Linked DNA regions of Homo sapiens: all the other regions are linked to region 1. A link is a loop called in an ENCODE intact Hi-C map of the cell type or tissue named here. Cell type or tissue: prostate gland. All regions are shown on one strand. Region 1 has its middle 350 kb from the start of MIR4422. Region 2 has its middle 240 kb from the start of MIR4422. Region 3 has its middle 240 kb from the start of LINC01753.

Region 1 (5,000 bases):
TGGACCACGACATACCTATTTGGGGGCATAATTTAACCCACAGCTGATGCCATGACTTATATTCTTCGTACCTAGAGGCAGATGTATTTTAAGCTTGGATAGTCCCAAAGATACCTGACACTAGTCAGCCATGGCGTCAGTCCCAGCTGGAGCCCTGCCACAACAGGGCAGAAGTCTGGCCTCATGTCCTTTGGCGGATGCAGTAGGCAATAGGGCAGGGTGTAGGTCACTGACTCCGAAGCTCCCTCATGGCCTCATGCACGAAAGCACACAATCCTGGATGTGCTACAGCAGGAAGTACCAAGGCCGGAGTGGAGCACTGACTCTCTCATTAGTATGCCATAGGACCCGCACAAGCCACTTCTCTGAGCATCCGGTCATTACTTTATTGTTTTGTATGAATGAAAGAGCAGACACTTACTGGGCATTTGCTATGTGCCAGAGCAGGGGCTGGGGCCTGGGATACAGAAATCATTAAAATTCCACCCTCAATGAACCTAGCATTCATAGGGGATAAATCACTCTCTTGTGAGGTCTGAAGCAGATCAAAGCTCTCTATGATTCATAACATGCTGTACACGTGTCAGCAGCAAAGATAACTCACAGGGTTCAGGCCAGGAAGGCCTTTGTGACAACCCCACGGTTCCTCCATTAGGTCTTTGACACCTGTAAACACGGCAGCCTGAAATTCAGAGGAGGACATTCACTTTTTATTCACTTATATATTAATTTGAGTATCGATCCTGTTCCAGGCACACGGCTAGGTTCTGAAGATGCAACAGTGAACAGAGCAGGCACTGGCCCTGACCCAGGCGACTTCCAGTCTACAGTAGACACAGACATTCAATAAGTGACAAGTTCTAACTTTCCCAGAAACTCTTGCTTTGGCCTTAAAGATCGCATAAATTTTTTCAAAGTTTTCAACATTGCATCTCAATGGATTCCAGACATAAACCCAGTCCTCTGACTTTCATTCAAGATCCTTTCCACCTTATCAAACTGGTCCTTTAGGAGACAAGGGCAGGGCCTGCCACTGCTCAGAGAAGGAGTGTTGTGCATCTCCCATGAAGTCCTACCTGGGAAGGTGCATGCTAAGGATTAAAGTATTGGCATGAGGAAGGAGTTCTATTATTAGGGGGGCATATGGATATATGCAGATGCCTGTGACTACGTGTGTGTGTGTGTGTGTGTGTGTGTGTGAAGAGAGAGAGAGAGACAGAGGGAAAGAGAGAGAGAGAGAAAGCAGAACATGCACACAAGCTGTCATGTGGGTTCCTAACTCCAGACCTTGCCTTTCCTAAAAGTTTTAGGTTGAATCTTGGTTGGGTTTAGCATTGCATTCATCTCTTTTCTGTTGGGGTTCCTCTTCCGTAAGATGCACAAGATGTTTGCCCACTACAAGGGACAGGAAGTCACTCTTACCTAGAATAAAACTTTACATTGTTGGAAAATACTCTTCCCTCCTCTCCCCTTTCCACATTCATCCTCTGAGCAACAGCCTTGGGGTTGAATTAGAAAAGAAAAAGAAGGCAGGTTTCCTGTCCTTAAGGAGCTCACTCATGTTTGAGGGTCTTAGAGAAGTAGACTGATAATGACAGTGCAATGTGGTGGGTGCTAAGTTTGGGCACAGCAGTACCCTGTGCTTATCTTCAAGGCAGCAGCTGACTTAGAGCACTCACAGAGGCCATCACTGAGGAGGTGACCCTGGGCTAAGTTTTGAAAGATGCATAGGTGTTAGCAAAATAGAGGAGAAGGAAATTCCAGGGACAGGACACAGTGGATGCAAAGGTACGGAGCCAGAAAATAGTAAGACATGTCCCACCCACCCGCAACCTCGGAGGGAATGGAGGGGGCGAATCAGGGCAGCCCCCCTCCTCCCCTCCTCTCCAAGCATTGTGGAAAAGTTGTTCATTGATTAGTAAGATGCCAAGACGGAGATAAACGATTGAATACTATTGCAGGGATCACTGTGTATTAAAGGGTCACTTTTAGAGCAGGAGGGAAGCCAGGGCCCAGCCTGCAGCAGGGAGACCCAGCCTTTCCCTCTTTCCCGTCACACATGTGTTCCAGTACGTTCATCTCTGGTCTCTTGGCCCATAGGGCTGCCTGGCTGATGCTATGATCCCAAGATTTGAATTTAGGCTTAAGGGCTTATGAAAAAGCTCCAGAAAACTCCACTTAGAGGTTTTGGGTACAAGTCCAGCTATTAATACAGTCTTTGATTTTTCATGTGTAAGGGTGCCTGAGCAATCCTGGATCCCTGGTCTAATAAAACCCAAGCTGTAGCCCACAATTGTTCCTAACACCCTCTTTCCTGATGCGCTGGCATCCAGCTTTCTTTCTTCACTTTCCTCTTTTTCAGAGGGACCACCAGGCTCAAGCCAATCTCCTGTTGCCTTTTTTTCTTTGTCTACTTACCCCACTGTGTCCTGTGTTTTATGTGTGTCCAGATCATCCTAAAGCCTGGAGGGAGGCTCACATCATTTTCGCCTTTGGATTCTCCATAGCCTTGAGTACATCCAGGGTAAATGTGTAATAAACCATGGATTCAACTTTTCCTGGCTGTGAAAGGAGAAATTAACATTAGTGTTGTTTGTTGTGGGTTTTATCTAATGTGGTTTGTTCATTCACACCTCCAACAACTCTTCACTGGGGGCCAGGAAAGAAGTGATCCTAAGTACTTGTCCTTATGGCTTACAGTCTCACTGAATCCTCCTCACTATCCTTATGGTTTGTTTTTATTAACCCAAAGTTAACCAAACAGGAAGCAGAGCGACTGAACAGAGAAGGCCACCATGTTTGCAGGTGAGGCTTCTGGGACTTGAACCCAGGTTTGTAAGTCATGGGGGCAGGTGTCCTGGGGAATGGCCATCTCTGTGGTACTTTCTGGCTGGGCTCCCTTGGCTGCGTTGCCAGCACAGCCAATGCACATCACTTGTCTGTTGCTGTAACTGCAGCCACCCACTTCCTCCCCACTGTGGCAGCATTTCTAGAACCTGGCAAGGGACAGCTGTGGACCCAAGCCAGGCCCATTACAAGAGTGTTTTTTCTCCTCTCTAAAGTGGCCTATCCTGAAATGTGTGATGCTGTCTCTACATGGCCATAATTTGAAGTTCCCTCCCTTTTAATAATCCTTTTAAAGAAAAATCACAGCAACACCCACATGATTTGTGATTACCAGAGTAAAAACCACTTTTTTTTTCCCATCATCCTGGCATCTGGAGATGAGCAAAGCAGAGGAACAGAGTGTTACGTGCTGTCTCCAAACACCTTGTCCCAGGCAGGCGTTCCCTCCAGCACAGCCAGCCCAGCAGTTGGGAGGCTGCTGCCCTGGTCCCCACTCTGCCATGGAAAGAACTTGTGCCAATTGCTTCATTCTCACACTGATTTTCCCAATAAACACACACTGCACCCCTCAGTGCCACACCTGTGCTGGGTGCTAACTGAGCAGAGACACAGAGAAGTGACCTCGTCTCCAAAGATGTCCCCAGCTGATGGCCTAATGGGAAAGGCAAATCTCCCTGCCAGAGCTGGATGAGTGCATAGATTCTCACCAGGCGAAGAAAGGAAAGGCATTTCAGGCAGATGTCACAGCAAAGGCAAGGAGTGGAGGCTGGAAGAACAGCTGAGTCCAGGGTAGGTGAGGAGTGCAGTGTTTGTGGAGGGAATATTTACTTGGAGGGAATGTGGCTGGAAAGGTAGGCCAGAGCCACCTAGGGAGGGCTCCAATGAAGACAAGGAGTTGGCTTTATCCTTTATAAGCTGGGAAGACACTGAGATATTATAGACGCAGCAGATGATTCTTGCTGCACCCAGGACTGGGGTGGGCTGTGGGGGGGAATGTGTTGAGTCTTCAAAAACATGGGTATAGACAGGCATTAGGGCAGATAGTAAAATGTTTTTTCTTTCTTTCTCTGCTTCTTTTTCTCTCTCTCCCTTGCTCCCATTCTTTTTGTTTTAATAAAAAATATTTAATCTATTTATACTCAAAGCTAAGAAATATGTTGCACTGATCTATGCCCAGGTAACCGGGATGCAGAGGAAATATTATTAAGGAATTAGAAACACATGATTTACAATCTCAGCCTTCCCACTTCAAAATTAACACCTTCTATGATTTGGGCACTGCGTTCAGCATTTTTACCAACATCGCCTCTAATCCTCACAGCCTTGCAGAGTAGATTAAAATAACAACAGCCACAACAAGAACAGCAGCACATACACAAATACCATTTTTTTACTGAGTAATTATGTTCTAAGCACTATGAGAAGAACTGTAAAGACAACAACCTTGTTGAAGCAGGTTGTGTTATCATCCCTGTTGTGCAGATGAAGAGACTGAGGCTGAAAGAGCACAGAAAACTTGCCCAGGCCATTGTGTGGAAGAGCTTGTCTGACTCCAACCCCACACCTGTCCACACTACCATCCTGCCGCTTATCACCCAGCCCCCTTCTCTCCAGACACGGGGTTGATGGCCCTTACCCTGCTGCTGTACATAGGTGGTGTGAAGGTTAAGTGAAGAATTATTTTGCAAATTGCAAACAACATACCAGTACGTATCTGTGGAGTGTGATTATTATCAATAAAAATTATTGATTCCAGATAGAAAAATAATTTTAATAAATGAATGCCTCAGCCTCCCTGAAGTTGGCTTTATTTTTATAAAATATAAATCCTTAGATTTATTTGTGTTGTTTATTAGATGCCTAAGCCACAGATTGCTTCATACTCTAGTAACATTGAAAAGCAAAAACAATTAGGAAATGAGTCAATAACTTAGCAGCTGATTTTTAAAGAAACTTTTATTTTGTTGATCAAAGATTTCTTTTATAGTGGGTTGATTCTAGTACAGGCAAGCATTGGTAGGTCCAGATAGTTTTGAGGATATTAATTTCATTTTGGAAAATGGCTCAGACCGCACCCACATATCCAGGTGTTTCCAGGACTACGTGAAACCCAACAGGAGACCTTTTGTCTCCCTTCTTCAGAGCATTTTACA
Region 2 (5,000 bases), 110 kb before region 1:
AAAAGAAAGAAGAATCAAATAGATGCAATAAAAAATGAAAAGGGGATATCACCACTGATCCCACAGAAATACAAACTACCAACAGAGAATACTATAAACACCTCTACGCAAATAAACTAGAAAATCTAGAAGAAATGGATAAATTCCTGGACACATACACCCTCCCAAGACTAAACCAGGAAGAAGTTGAATCCCTGAATAGACCAATAACAGGCTCTGAAATTGAGCCAATAATTAATAGCCTACCAACGAAAAAAGTCCAGGACCAGATGGAATCACAGCTGAATTCTACAAGAGGTACAAAGAGGAGCTGGTACCATTCCTTCTGAAACTATTCCAATCAATTGAAAAAGAGGGAATCCTCCCTAACTCATTTTATGAGGCCAGCATCATCCTGATATCAAAGGCTGGCAGAGACACAACAAAAAAAGAGAATTTTAGACCAACATCCCTGATGAATATCGATGCAAAAATCCTCAATAAAATACTGGCAAACCGAATCCAGCAGCACATCAAAAAGCTTATCCACCATGATCAAGTGGGCTTCATCCCTGGGATGCAAGGCTGGTTCAACATATGCAAATTAATAAATGTAATCCATCACATAAACAGAACCAATGACAAAAACCACATGATTATCTCAATAGATGCAGAAAAGGCCTTTGACAAAATTCAACAGCCCTTCATGCTAAAAACTCTCAATAAACTAGGTATTGATGGGAAGTATCTCAACATAATAAGAGCTATTTATGACAAACCCACAGCCAACATCATACTGAATGGGCAAAAACTGGAAGCATTCCCTTTGAAAACTGTCACAAGACAGGAATGCCCTTTCTCACCACTCCTATTCAACATAGTGTTGGAAGTTCTGGCCAGGGCAATCAGGCAGGAGAAAGAAATAAAGGGTATTCAATTAGGAAAAGAGGAAGTCAAATTGTCCCTGTTTGCAGATGACATGACTGTATTTTTAGAAAACCCCATCGTCTCAGCCCAAAATCTCCTTAAGCTGATAAGCAACTTCAGCAAAGTCTCAGGATACAAAATCAATGTGCAAAAATCACAAGCATTCCTATACACCAATAACAGACAAACAGAAAGCCAAATCATGAGTGAATTCCCATTCACAATTGCTTCAAAGAGAATAAAATACCTAGGAATCCAACTTACAAGGGAAGCGAAGGATCTCTTCGAGAGAACTACAAACCACTGCTCAATGAAATAAAAGAGGACATAAACAAATGGAAGACCATTCCATGCTCATGGATAGGAAGAATCAATATCGTGAAAATGGCCATACTGCCCAAGGTAATTTATAGATTCAATGCCATCCCCATCATGCTACCAATGACTTTCTTCCCAGAATTGGAAAAAGCTATTTTAAAGTTCATATGAAACCAAAAAAAGCCCGCATTGCCAAGACAATCCTAAGCCAAAAGAACAAAGCTGGAGGCATCATGCTACCTGACTTCAAACTATACTACAAGGCTATAGTAACCAAAACAACATGGTACTGGTACCAAAACAGAGATATAGACCAATGGAACAGAACATAATATCAGAAATAATATCATACATCTACAACCATCCGATCTTTGACAAACCTGACAAAAACAAGAAATGGGGAAAGGATTCCCTATTTAATAAATGGTGCTGGGAAAACTGGCTAGCCATATGTAGAAAGCTGAAACTGGATTCCTTCCTTACACCTTATACAAAAATTAATTCAAGATGGATTAAAGACTTAAATGTTAGACCTAAAACCATAAAAACCCTAGAAGAAAACCTAGGCCATGCCATTCAGGACATAGGCATGGGCAAGGACTTCATGACTAAAACATCAAAAGCAATGGCAACAAAAGCCAAAATTGACAAATGGGATCTAATTAAACTAAAGAGCTTCTGCACAGCAAAAGAAACTACCATCAGAATGAACAGGCAACCTACAGAATGGGAGAAAATGTTTACAATCTACCCATCTGACAAAGGGCTAATATCCAGAATCTACAAAAAACTTAAACAAATTTACAAAAAAACCATTCAAACAACCCCATCAACAAGTGGGCAAAGGATATGAACAGACATTTCTCAAAAGAAGACATTTATGCAGCCAACAGACACATGAAAAAATGCTTAGCATCATTGGCCATCAGAGAAATGCAAATCAAAACCACAGTGAGATACCATCTCACACCAGTTAGAATGGCGATCATTAAAAAGTCAGGAAACAACAGGTGCTGGAGAGGATATGGAAAAATAGGAACACTTTTACACTGTTGGTGGGACTGTAAACTAGTTCAGCCATCGTGGAAGACAGTGTGGCAATTCCTCAAGGATCTAGAAATAGAAACACCATTTGCCCTAGTCATCCCATTACTGGGTATATACCCAAAGAATTATAAATCATGCTGCTATAAAGACACATGCACAGGTATGTTTATTGTGGCACTATTCACAATAGCAAAGACTTGGAACCAACCCAAATGTCCACCAATAATAGACTGGATTAAGAAAATGTGGCACATGTACACCATGGAATACTATGCAGCCATAAAAAATGATGAGTTCATGTCCTTTGTAGGGACATGGATGAAGCTGGAAACCATCATTCTGAGCAAACTATCACAAGGACAGAAAACCAAACACCATGTGTTCTCACTCATAGGTGGGAATTGAACAATGAGAACACTTGGGCACAGGGTGGGGAACATCACACACCAGGGCCTGTTGTGGGGTGGGCAGAGTGGGGAGGGATAGGATTAGAAGATATACCTAATGTAAATGACGAGTTAATGGGTGCAGCACACCAACATGGCACATGTATACATATGTAACAAAGCTGCATGTTGTGCACATGTACCCTAGAACTTAAAGCATAATTAAAAAAAAGTCAAATTTGCAATTTCTGCTCTTACAGCACCAAATGTCAAAATCATTTTAAGTAAACCTAGATATTTTCCACTGTGTTCTATAAATATTATGCTTTTAGTACCAAGTAAAGTATCATTCATTATGCTTGGCTAAATATTGGACACATAACATTATCTTTAAATCCCCATGCCAATACCCAGTATCACTTGTGTTTTTAGATACTATAGGAAGCTTTGCTATTTTTTTAACTCTTAATTTTATTTCATTTTTATTATTATTTTTTATTTTATTTTATTTTATTTTTTTTGTAGAGACAGAAATGCCCAGGCTGGTCTTGAAATCCTAAGCTCAAGAGATCCTCCTGCCTCAGCTTCCCAAAGTGCTGGTGTTACAGATGTGAGCCACTGTGCTCAGCCTTTTAACTTTAATTTTAGTTATAGGAATTGCAAGAGTTACTTTTTTTGTTTCTTTTTGTATTCCATGCAAGTGAAGTCTGCCTATGTTCAGTTTCCAATATATATATTTTTATTTCAGAAGACTACCTCTTTAAGTGTTTCTATTTCATTGCTCTTTTTAGTCTTTTTTCTTTTCTTTATATTTCACTCTATATTTTCTATTTCTATCATGATCTCAATTTATGCTCACTGTCAATGATTTATTTTAAAGGATTAAAAATCAAATGAATTTTATTCAAAGCATATAGAATTTGGATATTTCATCAATAAATATAAAAATAAAAATCAATGTCTTTCAGAAGAGCTATTTTTCTAAAATATGCAAATCAAAAGCAAAATACAAATTATTCTAAATTAATATAGAAATTTTTTAGAATATTTAAGTAAAGCTGAAATTTTATGTAATTTTTTGAAATTTTAATTAAGAATATTTAAATATTTTTATAAAAATAAAACTATTGAAATTCTAATATTCAACACCCATATAGTCACCCTTTTATAAAGTCATCACGCTTCACTCACATTTCATCTTAAATGTTTAGGTTTAGTTAAAATAATTTGACATATATACAAATTTCTAAGCCATTGAATTGTCAGTATCACAAAGCATTTCTTGCGAGTGTGCACATGGTGTTCATTTGTAAATGCCTTTGGGATTATGGATTGGAATATTAAAAAAGAAGTAAGAAAGTGGACTTTCAGCACCACCAGAAGCAATACTTTGCTGTGCAACAATCTGCTGCATTTATGCTGTCTGTCTTTTCTTCCACCTGGGCACTTCTGCTCTTAGGTTTTCTCTACTCTCAGAAGCAGGGTTGTGTCTGATATTGGCTGCATGAACTTTCATAGCACTTGAAGCCAGTTACCATTTGATTCAAGGGAATCTCGGAAAAGAGGAAGATAAGTTTTTCCTGGAGTCTGAATGAACTGCCATCTAACTTTGAATCAGAGAAATTCCATTTTTAATTTCAATTGGTTTTATGTGTTAGATGTCTGCCCATGATTTTGTTAGGAAAAAAATTATTTTACTTAGCAAAAAGCTGAAAGAAGTGATTTGGCTCAACTATCACCCCATCACCCAGACTTCCTTTCATAATTGGGAACTTTGGGGCCTGGAGGACAGTGAGCTGGCCAAGTTGATGAATGAGCAAGTGAACTACAAGGCTCACATGGGAAACCAGGCACCCAGATTCCCTGAGCAGTGTGCTTTTCCCTGCCCCATGGAGCCAATCAAAGATGAAATAAACAGCTTATTACCACGTTGATCTTAGAAAAGATTTTTATGATCGGCCTCTTCCCAGAGTCGGCCTGGCCCTTGCTGGGCTAGAAGACATTCTGTTCCCGATGAGCCCTTAAAGTTTTGAAGGTCATTGCCGAAATTGGAGATCTCACGCTTGTGCATGCTCTTGGCTGACTTACCATTTTTCCGTTACATGTAGAGTATGTGGTGAAAAAACAGCAGGCACTGAGTTGAGCTCTCTCCTGCTCCTTATCTGTCCATCTGTGTATCTCTTTCTATCTTCACATTACTTCAAAAACACGTCAGTGCCTACCTACAGTGAGCCGGCTACCACAGTCTAGCAGCTCAGGGATGTGGGCTGCCTTTGTCTCTCTCTCTTTAGTCCATTTCTCTGTCTTTGTTTCCCTGTTTCTCACTGTCTCTTATCTACTTAT
Region 3 (5,000 bases), 130 kb after region 1:
TCTCCAGAGATACAGAGTCAATAGTATATGTGTGTGGATATGTATATATATGTGTATACATATATACACACACAAACATATATATACACATATATATACATATATATTCATGTGTGCGTGTATACATTGCATGCATTTTCTCTATCAATCAGATTTATTTTAAGGAATTGGCTCATGCAGTTATGGGGGCTGGTAAGTCCAAAATCTGCAGGGCAGGCTGGAAGTCCGGAAATTCAGCTATGAGTTGATGTGGTAATCTTGAGTCTCAAATCCATGGGACAGGACAGCAGCCTGGTAACTCAGGGGGAGTTTCTGTATTACAGAAAGTTGGCACATAAAATTAACTATTAAAATAGTCTTTTTCCCCCCTATTTCTCATACTTTCTCAGACTTAGGTGAGCTCTAAAGGAAAGCTTTCTTAAGTTCTCTTAGAGTCAGTTGCTGATTTAGAGTGCACGTAAAGACTGGCATAGGGGCTGGGACTTAGGAGACTCCTGAGTAATGAATGTGGCAGACAGGATCCATCTATGGAGGATTTTTGGTTAGGATCTTTCTTAAAGGACTGGATCTTTAGCGCTCTTAGGAAAAGGTCTGAGCATCCAGCATGGCTCCTAAGTCCCTTCACTGTAGGGCCTTTGCCTATTTGTGCAGCATCCCGATGATCACTCCTCTGCATTCTCAATGCTCCCACTGCAGAGACATGTCATGTTTTAATAGCCAATGCTCTTTCTTACCTCTGTGCTTTCTCACTCATTTCCTCTGACGGGAACACACTCTTCCCTCCTCTGCTCCTGACCATTCTCACATGAGTAACTCTGAGATGATCCCTCAGGTCTCAGCTTGATTGCCATTTTCTTGGGAACCTGCCCAAGTCTGCAGTGGGGGCCCTAATCTGCATGTTTTGACCATAGTGCTTATTACACTGCCTGCTTAGCTGTGAGTTCCATGTGGGCAGGGTTGATGTCTTATTTCCTTAGGCATCCAGTGCCCAGGGTAATAGCTGGCACATGGTAGACATATAATAAATATTTGTTCAGTATCAAGTGATGAGAAGAATGCAATCTTTTCCCTTTCTCTTTTTTACAGTGTTTATAAGGCTTTTGTTCCCTCTCAAGTAAATTACTATCTGAATGTAAGTTCCTCTAAACACCTATCATTGTATCATAAATGTTTCTTAGGAGGAACAATTAAAAGTGCCAAGAGGTGACACTCTTCTCAGTGGAATTCATGGCAACCACACAATTTGCTCTCTTCCTAGGGCCAGGATCTGGTGAGCTGGCTTGAGCCCAAGTCATGAAGGATTAGTTGAATGTGGAATCATTGCCCCATGGATGTACCCTAAAGCTGCTCCAAGAAGTGACAGGAAGATGACAGGGATGTGTATTCAAAATTACTTTGAGGTGGTCTCAGTCCTATGTACTGTCCCCAGGAGCCCTGCGGACACATGAGCATCTAACATGGAGACAATGATGTATATGTGTTTAGTCTGAAATTGTCCAGCATGGCTGCCTCACTACAGAGTACAGCTGCCTTGAAAAGAAGATAGATGGGGTGTTCCTCATTGTGGCAGGCCAGTTTTTCCTTCCTTTGTCTATTTGCCAAGGCTGCAGGTCTGGTCACCATCTTATGGGATTTCTATTTTGCTCTTCTCTAAAAGTGAGAGATAGGTCCTTTGCATTGAAAACCTTAAGGAATTCAATTCAAATCCATATATTTCAGCATTTCTAGAATATTTTAAATATATTTAAACATAATATATTTAAATATACATTAGTTAGACACTGAATTATGCACTAGGAAGGTAATTATGAGTAAGGAGTTGTGACCTTGCCCTCCGGGAGCTTACAGTCTAGTGAGTATCTAGATGCCCAGAGAAGAAAATGCAGAAATGGAGGACTTCCCCTCTTTCCTGTCCCCCAGCAGCAGGTATGGTGTGTGGAGCACTGACTCCATGCCAGTCACTTAGCTGTGTATTTTACAGCTGTCTTCTCATTTCCTCTTCACAACAGTCCTCTGAAGTAGGTATTATTATGATTATCTGGTAAGGAAACAGCCTGAGTCCTTATAATTTGCTTAACAGCTTAAAGTCAGGAAACAGTAGGATAGATTGGTACTAAGGTCAATTGGCCTTAAAGCCAAGCTAATTCTTCATCACAGTGCCCTGTTTCTATCTAGTATCAGAAGCTTCACATTGAGTCTGTTTGATTATTCCTTTATCTAGGTGTTATAATCAAGGTGAAGACAGATCACAGAGGAAGCACAAAGGAAAAGTCATTTGGGCTGGGCTTCAGAGAATATGTAGCAATCCATCCTGAGGAAGACTTGGGGAGGGAATTCCAGACAAGGGCACAGGGCTGCCCTGGAATGTATGAAGGCTGCAGGGGTCAAGAGGTGGAGGGATGGAAGGAGAGGTGGGGAAAGAAGCTATCAAGGCAGAGTGAGACCAGGTTGTAAAGAGGAATCTTGACTGTTTCCTTAGGAGATGGAAGCCGTTGGTTGTGTTTAAGTAGTAGAGTGACAGAATCAGAGTAGAAAGAACAAACCCAAGAGGCAGTACATAGAATTGGCCAGTAGGGTATGACAGAGAGCACAAGGCTGGGAGAACATTAGGAAGGTTGTAAATCATGATTCTATGTTGTGGACCTATTGTATCAGTCAGTCTGACATGTTCCATTGGGAACTGGTAGTAGTTACTGGTTTTTTAGGTAGAAATAATTGTCCTACATCTCTCTTGTAATTACAGACTCAGGCCAATATCAGATTTTTTCAGCTATGAGGCAATAAAATAAATCACTAATTTATATAATGTATGATTTATATAATATATAATGTATAATTTACATAATAATGATGATGTAGGAGACACTGGGATGCATGGCTCAGACCTCTGCTCTGTTCTAAAGAGGAGAGCAACTGAAGTTATTCCTCCAGTTGGTGAGAGGGCTGCCAGCAGACAACCCTCAACTCTTAGTCCCCTTTGAGGATTGTAGCAGTTGAAGAGCGCTGCTTCTCCCAAGATCACACCCCTTTTCTGGGACAGCCCATGTCTAGTGACTAAACTTTGCGGAGGTATAAATGCCTGACCCCTTATCTTCATTTAGGGCAACTCTTAAAGACCATTCGGCTTCAGAGCTTTCTTTAATGTTGGCTGAACATGTGTTGAGGCTGCACTGAAATTTATTTCTTCCTCTGCCTGACTCTGCTTCCTACCCTTCCCAGTCTCATCTGAGCATCCCGAAAGCACTCTCTAATATAGTTTCTGCTTGAACATCTCCATCTCAGCCTGCTTTTTTGGGGACCTATTCAATGGCAAATAATTGTAGCTAATGTTTGTGCCTGACAGTATATGAGAGAGTTTATATACAGCCTCATTTTATTCTCACAATAAACATGGGTAGTATGTTGCCTGTAATAATATTACTATACTCTGGCATAGGCACCAAAGAATTTTCCTATGATCTTAGGTGATTTTAATCCTTCCCGAAAGAAAGCAAGACAGGGATTCCTAACTCCTTTAGACATATTTGAAACTGAGGCCCACAGAGAAATAATTTCCCTATAATCACAAATCTAGCAAGGCTGCAGAATTGTCTTTCTGGTCAATTTCACTACCTATAGATATTCCCGTTTCTTTTCATGCCTTTTAATATATTAAGATCCTAGGCAGACCGGGCCAAGGATTTCTGTCCCCTGGTCTGAAAGCTAGACATTTATCACTTAGCACCCACCTTTTAAACTGTCATTCAAAACTTGTGGCCTAAGACAGAATGGAAAGGAATGACTCTTAGACAATCTCAGTGGGAAGAAGGCCCTTAGCCTCTAACCCAGGGGTTTTCAAACTATTTTCTACCCATATGCCCCAGGGGCTCTAGAGAGAAAAGAAAAGGGAGAGACCAAGAGAAGAATAGGGGATAAGGCCTGAGAAGGAAAGAAGAAAATAGGCTAGAGAGAGAGAAGAGAGGAGTGGAAGAGAGAGGAAGGGAAGGAAGAGAAGAAGAGGGAAGGGAGCAAGAGGTTAGCCTACAGCTCTAGGAAATGAACAATGGCAACTTTCCTGCCCATGAGCCAGTGTGTTATTTGGGGCTTTGAACTCCTCAGGACAGTATGCTTTATCATCTGGAATAATAAACACAGACCTGGTGGCCCAAGGAGCGGGCAGGCCATGGGCTGGGGGTGCAGCTCTGTGATCTGCCAACAACGGGCAGCCTGCTGTCTGTGTCGGCACAGAGGAGCCTGCCCGGCTGGGTGTCCAGGAGACACTGGGGCCAGGAGGGCTCCCAGCTGGTGCTGAGTGAGCTTTTCAAAGTCAACAAGGTCTCCAGGGCCAGTGGGACCCTCCCGTTGGTGGTAACTCTGACACTATGTGGGCCCTGGAAGGAGCTTGGTATTTTTAGCTCTCCAGTTGCTTTGAAAGAAAGAAACAGAGCCACAGTGTGCAATTTATTATTTTTTAGGACATAATAGCTAACAGCTCCAAAAACATTCTGGATATGCTCCACAGCTCATCAACGAGCACATCACCAAAGAATGAGGAAAGGATAAACACCATATGTATCAGAGTGCTGCTGGTGTGCATGGTGTCGAGCAACCAGATCTTCCATTGTCTCTCCTAGGGACCGAGGACAGTCACTCCCCTGTTGGATCCTCTGTAGGTCAACATCCTCCCTGTTCCTGTCATGAAAACCATTCTGTTTTGATCAGACCGAAGATGAAGTCCTAATTGCCTAGGCCACTAAGAGGTCATTGGAAATCCCATGGGGTTGGAAGTGAGTTCAGGACTTGAGCTGTTAACCCGCTTGCTGTGGCCCTGGACACTTCACATGGCTACCATGAGCCCAAGTAAAGCTCAGAAGTCTCTTTGAGCTTTAGCATTAAACAAATCTTCAAAAGGACAACTGTAGAGAAGTTCTGAGAGGCCAAATGGATCCCTGTGCTCAGTACAAAATAAACAAGATAAATGTTGAATGAATGAATGAACAGGAGGTACCTCAGTAGGTGGT

Evidence for each region. A loop is a pair of places that touch in the nucleus more often than their neighbours do. Peaks named below come from ENCODE experiments on the same cell type or tissue, not always from the same donor. Only the 100,000 strongest peaks of a DNase experiment are listed, where the experiment ranks them.
Region 2: it touches region 1 in a loop (5-fold over the local background); 2 of 110 quality-filtered maps call a loop at or near these places.
Region 3: a loop joins it to region 1, with 4 times the contacts of the local background. A loop is called at or near these places in 3 of 110 quality-filtered maps.

Annotation. Positions count from the first base shown.
Region 1 is chr1:55,572,774-55,577,773 of GRCh38, forward strand. No RefSeq gene overlaps it. Among named protein-coding and RNA genes, the nearest start is that of MIR4422, 350 kb to the left of the region's middle. In prostate gland, no CTCF peak of the experiment used is centred here; a DNase peak (open chromatin) is centred at 3,008; H3K27ac peaks cover 2,942 bases.
Region 2 is chr1:55,459,384-55,464,383 of GRCh38, forward strand. No RefSeq gene overlaps it. Among named protein-coding and RNA genes, the nearest start is that of MIR4422, 240 kb to the left of the region's middle. In prostate gland, no CTCF peak of the experiment used is centred here; no DNase peak of the experiment used is centred here; H3K27ac peaks cover 1,033 bases.
Region 3 is chr1:55,699,683-55,704,682 of GRCh38, forward strand. No RefSeq gene overlaps it. Among named protein-coding and RNA genes, the nearest start is that of LINC01753, 240 kb to the right of the region's middle. In prostate gland, a CTCF peak has its summit at 2,562; no DNase peak of the experiment used is centred here.